Linked DNA regions of Homo sapiens: region 2 is linked to region 1. The links are chromatin contacts, found by Hi-C in ENCODE. All regions are on one chromosome and are shown on one strand. Each heading gives the region's core, a stretch centred on a gene start or an enhancer-like site at or near the end of the contact. The rest is flanking DNA. Distances are from core to core; before and after follow the strand shown. Region 1 holds the start of JMJD7-PLA2G4B (JMJD7-PLA2G4B readthrough). Region 2 holds the start of TTBK2 (tau tubulin kinase 2).

The links. A loop is a pair of places that touch in the nucleus more often than their neighbours do. Pooled maps may share reads with other maps.
Region 2: a loop to region 1 is called in a pooled map, with 16 times the contacts of the local background. The contact joins the promoter of TTBK2 here to the promoter of JMJD7-PLA2G4B in region 1. A Hi-C loop is called at or near these places in 6 of 50 pooled maps.

Annotation. Positions count from the first base shown.
Region 1 is chr15:41,826,361-41,829,342 of GRCh38, forward strand. JMJD7-PLA2G4B (JMJD7-PLA2G4B readthrough) reads left to right here and starts at 1,732. Exons shown (of 25, transcript NM_005090.4): 1 at 1,732-1,828. The coding sequence starts at 1,765. It overlaps MAPKBP1 (mitogen-activated protein kinase binding protein 1), which reads left to right. Exons shown (of 31, transcript NM_014994.3): 31 at 1-1,495. It overlaps JMJD7 (jumonji domain containing 7), which reads left to right and starts at 1,732. Exons shown (of 8, transcript NM_001114632.2): 1 at 1,732-1,828. The coding sequence starts at 1,765. RefSeq lists enhancers at 1-284, 1,330-1,559, 1,591-1,885 and a silencer at 1,620-1,709.
Region 2 is chr15:42,919,289-42,922,386 of GRCh38, forward strand. TTBK2 (tau tubulin kinase 2) reads right to left here and starts at 1,490. Exons shown (of 15, transcript NM_173500.4): 1 at 1,150-1,490. RefSeq lists enhancers at 808-1,308, 1,309-1,809, 2,012-2,111 and a silencer at 1,082-1,491.

The DNA.
Region 1 (2,982 bases), core at 482-2,981:
CACAGATGAGATCACACGCATGCACGTGCACACATGTACACACACACACCTACCTGCACAGCACGCTGTTGAGTGTTGGTTGCTAGAGTATCTGGCTGGCTGCTGTGTGCCTGGTTTCCTCACATCCTGCCTCAGCTTCACCACCCTGGCTTATGTGGAACACCTATCAGGGAGCAGAAAAGGGGTGCAGTACACTAAGTGAACCCAGATTCTGGATTCTTGGTGTCCACAGCCTAGCTGATACGAGATAGCCCATAGGACACCTGGTTTAGGTAGAAGGAGCCTCCTCAAAGGCAGTGCTGGGCACCCACGGGTGTGCTGGATACTGGAGTTTGAGAGGAGGGAGGTGCTGGGGCCAAAGGAGACACTAGAAAAGTGGTAGATGGGACAGGTAAGTGGCAGAGGTGAGGGGATAAGTTAGAATGTAAAAGGGCAGTAATTAGGGGTGAGGGAAAGGAGATAGGGGACCCTAGGAGGTAGAGTGGGACCATGTCGTGAGGCAGTTGAAGAGTTGAGGAAAGGTTTTTCTGGGCCCTACTGCTCCCCTCTGCTGCAGGTAAGTCAGAGCAGCTTTACCACAGCTTCAGGCCACGAGAGCCCCTTCACCCGCCCTGCTGCGCCATAGGCAGAGGCTTATAAAGAAATGGGTTCTGGGCCAGGTGTGGTGGCTCAAGCCTGTAATCCCAGCACTTTGGGAGGCCGAGGCGGGTGGATCACCTGAGGTTAGGAGTTCGAGATCAGCCTGGCCAACATGGTGAAACCCTGTCTACTAAAAATAAAAAAATTAGCTGGGCGTGGTGGTGGGCGCCTGTAATCCCAGCTACTCGGGAGGTTTAGGCAGGAGAATCGCTTGAACCCTGGAGGTGGAGGTGGAGGTTGCAGTGAGCCGAGATCGCGCCATTGCACTCCAACCTAGGTGACAAAGCTACACGCCATCTCAAAAAAAAAAAAGAAAAAGGGTTACAAAAGGTTCCCAGCTCCGGGGCATCAGCCTGAGTGCGCTTGAGCTGCTCCAAACCTGGCCCTTCCCCACTCCTCTAGCATCGCCACCCGCATGGCCCTGGAACTCCCGCGGCGGCGGGGGCGGGCCCGTGCCTGCTGTGCCCCGACTTCCCACACCAGCCGCGCCCACCGCAGGTGGGACTCAGGTTCGCCCTCTGGGCCAGGTCCTTCACGAGGAGGGAGCTACCCTTCGCCAGAAGTTTGTGAGAATGTGGCCGCCCTTTTCCTGCCCTCTGCCCCATGTGGGTGGGGGGCCTCGTGGCCCGGCCGGCGCCCCGTCCCCTTCTGCATGTCTGAGGCCACCGGCAACCGCCGCCCCACTCCAGATTTGCCCCCGCCTTGTTTTGAAAGCCCCTTATTTATAACTTTTATACTTTGTGCAGGTCGCGGCGCTTCCTGCCTCATCCTCGGCTGCATGGGGCGGGGGCGCTGTTTTTAACGTGCCCGTTTGTACTGATGTATGAACTTGTCAATAAACACAATTGTTTGTTAACCCTGGGATGCCGGCCAGTGGGGCAGGCCGAAGCGGGCGCTGCCAGTCGCTCCACCGCTTCGGTGGCAGAACCCGGTGTGTGTCCAGGGGCAGGACGGGGCGGGGTGCTGGGGGTGTGGCCTGCGGCGGGTGCCTCTGGAAGGGCGGGGCGAGGGTCTGGGGGTGTGGCCTGCGGCGGGGACTCTGGGGAGGGCGGGGCGAGTGCTTGGGGTGTGGCCTGCGGCGGGGCGTCGGGGAAAGGCGGGGTCTCGGCCGGCGCTGACGCAGCCATGGCGGAGGCGGCTTTGGAAGCCGTGCGGAGCGAGTTACGAGAATTCCCGGCCGCTGCAAGGGGTGAGTGGCTCTCCCACAGGCTGCGGCGATTTCCGAACACGGGAGGGGCCCTGGGATGCCGCTGACACCGGGGGCTCGGAACCTCGTGTGTGCGACTGCCCTGAGGCCCCGCTCGGGTTGCTCTTCTGTGGCAACCTGCTTCCCTTCTCCCGTGTTCGCGCGCTCCCGCGGCTTCCTGGGTGATTCTGTTCACGTTGTTCCCAAGGCCCGGTGCCGTCTTGACCGTGGTCGCGGCGAAGCCCTGTGTTTCCTACAGTCTTGAGCAGCTTGCTGTTACCCTTGTTGAAAGCTCATCGAAGGCACACAGCTGGTGGTCGGATTCCTCCCCCACGCGCCCCACCTCCGACCTCAACTCCCTTGTCGCACTTTGGGAGGATTGCAGGCTGACCAAATGGTCCCTGGCTCTTCCCCTGCTTGGTTTTTATTCCTTTTCTTTCTTTCTCTCTTCCCTCCTTCCTTCTTTTTTCTATTTTTAAATGATTTCTTACCACTGAACAGCAACACAGGCTCATGTGTATGTGATGGGTATGTAATATACAGTGGTACGCAATGTAAATGAAGCAAGGTTTCCTCCCAGCCCCAGTTTGCATTCTTACAGAAAGATTGTTTATATCCGTGCACACACGACTTTTTACCCTTTTTTTGTACAAATAGTAGCCTGCTAAACACACTCTTCTGCACCGTGTATCTTGGAGATCATTTCACATTCCTCTACCTCAGTCTTTTTCACGTCTGTGTGCTAGTGCTGTATTCACTTAGTCATTTAGGTCATGTCCAATCCGTTGTTTTCAATAATGCTGCAACGAATACTTTGAGGATTGATTTAACAAATACTTATTCAGCATCTCTGTGTGCCAGGCTCTGTTCAGTGTGTTTGAGATACATCACTGAACAAAACAAATCTGTCTTTTACAGTCTATGTCCTGTTACATTCTAAGTGAGAACGTGGACAATCAACCACAGGTGTACTGAATGAGTACATTGTAGAGTAGAAGAAGTAGGTTAGAAGGTAAGTGCAGGCAAAGCCCTCTTTGGGAGTATGCCTGATGTGTTTAGGAAACAGTGAAGAAGCCAGTCTGCAGGAGCAGCGTCTTCTGCGCATGTGTGAGTATGTTTGTTGGTTAAATACTTTATATTTTTTGAGACAGGGTCTT
Region 2 (3,098 bases), core at 240-2,739, 1.1 Mb after region 1:
AAAAAAGGAAATAAAGCAAGCAATACATAGCATTCAATTCCCTTGATAAGTTAAAATCATTTCCCCCTTCTATCCCCAAATGAACTTTATTCTATTCCATTTAGCCAAAGGTACACAGCCAACACATCTTTGTGTTATACTGTGGCAAATCAGGGTTTAGATACCAATGCAACTATTATCAATGGCTCAGAACCAAACATTGTTAACAAAACACACTGAGTGGATCCTCCCTCTGCGTGTGTGTCTACATGTGCCCATTCATAACATGACCCTCCTACACACACAGAAACTCAATTTCTACTGAATTACAAAACATCTTCACATTATTAGAAGTGTATAATAAAACTGTCCTCTTTAATGTTCAAAGAAAGAATAATTTCTAAAGCGATGAGAGAGAAGAGTTAATACCAGGATTGCTGCTACCCATCAACTTTAATTCAAAGCAAAGTACAACTCAATGTCATTTTTACCTCTACTGTAGCCTCGACGGATACAAAATTAACTTCGCTGTAGAATAAAGTATCCTGGCATCCCAATGGATTATTTACTTCTCCGATTTGACAGAACATATACGTGAGTCTTTTGTCCCTCCCACAGCATCCCAGGGTGTCAACATCATCTCTGCCACAGCAAATGACGAGCAAATCCCTCAGATCATTACTTCAGCACCCTAAGTACAAGAAAGTCGCGGCCTTCACTGTCGTTACAACACAGCAAACAGATTCAGTAGTCCCATGTTCCTTTCCATGATAGTTGGGGAGGCGGGGTGGGAAATAAGCGCTCAGATTTCCTAGGAATCCTTCGTGTTCGGTGCTGGTACCAGAAGTGGCATGGGTACAAGTGATATGTGGGTCACCCACAGAGAGAGACGCAGAACGAAGCTTCGTGACCCTCCAAGTTCAGTGAAGACACCCAAAGCCTGGGGCAAAACGAGGCGGCAGCCTTCGGGGAAATCGGGCAGAACCAGAACGATCTCCGAGATGGAGAGTGACGGGGTCTGGCACGAGCCCCGGGCTTGCAGCGAACTGAAAGTCCCCGGTACCCCTCCCCTCCTCAGCAGGCTCGGTCACTCGGCGAGGGGTGCGGCCGGAGGAGGGGGTCGAGACTGGGGGAGGGCGGCGCCCTGGGGGGTCGGGGGGTGTGTCCTACCTGGGCCGTGGCGGACGCAGGGGTTTCTGGAGGAGGGCTCTGGTCCAGCTCAGGACCGGGACCGGCGGGGGTTAACCCTCGGCAGGCGGGACCGCCACTGCCTGCCCATCCCCCACCGCCGACTGCGGCGGGACCCGAGCGCGGCTTCCAGGGCCGGCCGGCTGGGTAGTCCCCTGGGGTACCGTCCGCGTTTACTGGCGGCGGCGGCGGCGGCTGCTGCTGCTGTTACTGCTGCTGCCGGCTCCCCCAAGCCGCTGCTCTTGTGCCAGCACCTGCTCCCCCTCCTGCCGCCGCCGCCGCCTCGTCCCCACCGCTCCCATCGCCGCTGCGGCGACTACTGCAGAGCCCGCTGACCCGACCCGACGTTATTCTCCCCCCTCGTAACCCGACACAGCCTAGCCCACCTGCCCTGCCAGCGCGCACGCCCACCTCTCCGCTACAGGTGCTGATTGGAGAGTGCGTTCCGAACTCGCAGCGTCGGTTGGCTAGTCCCATTGCCTATCACGAAGGGGGCGGAGAGTCGGGCAGAAACCGTCTCCGCCCCCCACCGGAGAATTGCCGCTATCTTCAGGTTTGCCTGAGAGGGCGAGTTACCGGGAAAGGAGCATCACAATGGCAGCGCGCATGCGCCTAGGAATTCTGGGCCTCGTAGTTCCAGCCATAGCCGCAACTCCCCGCCTGTCCCGAGGAGAGAAGTAGGGCTTCCGAGACAAGTAGTTTGCGCACATAGGTGTTCTCCTAGCGTGACAGTTAAATTGGTTATAGAGGGATGGTTGGGACCCCATGGTTGGGCTTTTCGGAATAAAATCGGAAATGCTTTGTCACGATACGAAATTACACACTGAGGCAGTCGCGATGAAGGGCCCAAATCGTGAGGCCCTGCAAGCCTTAAGGATCCATCCTCTTCCTCAGCATCAGCGCTGACAGCATCCCGCAAATTGGCGCCGTCCCCAGAACCGCCTAACGTGAAGCTAATCATCTTTGGGGGACTGGGGAAGGGCCTTAGGTGTGACGAGGAAAGGAGATGGGCACTTCCATAAACGAATGTCAACTTGGAGACCGGAGTGTCCTTACGGTTTCACAACCCAAGAACAAGATTTCATTCCCTTTGTGAAACACCACCAGCTAAAGACTCAATGGCCAGCCCCGGTGCACACCAGTATGCGATGCTGAGCAAGTGTATGCGGGAGGTGCTCAAAGACTTTCAAAGAAAAGCGAGGAGGGCGGAGCAAGGACGCTGTGCAGGATGCGTTTCTATTTAGTGTTGTGTCAGTCGCTTTGGCGAAGGAAAACCTTAAGATTAAGCACCTCTCCCATCTTTGCCCACCAGTGTACAGTAGAGAAAACACATGAAAAACGCTAAACAGCTTTCCTAAGGCTATAAACTAATCAGTGGCAAAACCAAAACTCAGGTCTCTCATACGCCCCACATCTAATGTCCTTTCTACTTAAGAATCACAATGATCCCCAGGGTTCTGCCATGAATGGAAAGAATGTAATGAATTATGAACTTCATTTTTACTTTAAATCCTTTTCTTCACTCAAGTGACATTGTCATTAAAGCTGATTAAGAATATAGAAAGGTAAATGACTAATCCTATATTCAATCTTGGAACTGTTCCTATAGAATCTGTTTCTTCTTGCTCAGGAAGTGCCACAGCCTCTTGCCATTCTTTTTAAAAACAGCAGGCATCTCTACTCTCTGTCATGTCCAGATCCTTGGATTGAAAGCAGGACAAAATGTACATTAAAGGCAAGTGATGATGCAGCTCATCTTGTTCTATGCAAACATAAAGATGTTGCCAAATTGTTTTTTATTTCTACTGATTAAAACCACACGTTACTTTTTCTATTACTATGTCTAATAGAGTACTTCATTCATTTCAGAGTATTGACCAATCACATAATTTGAATAAGAAAACATTAGGGTTTCTGTAAATATTTTTCTT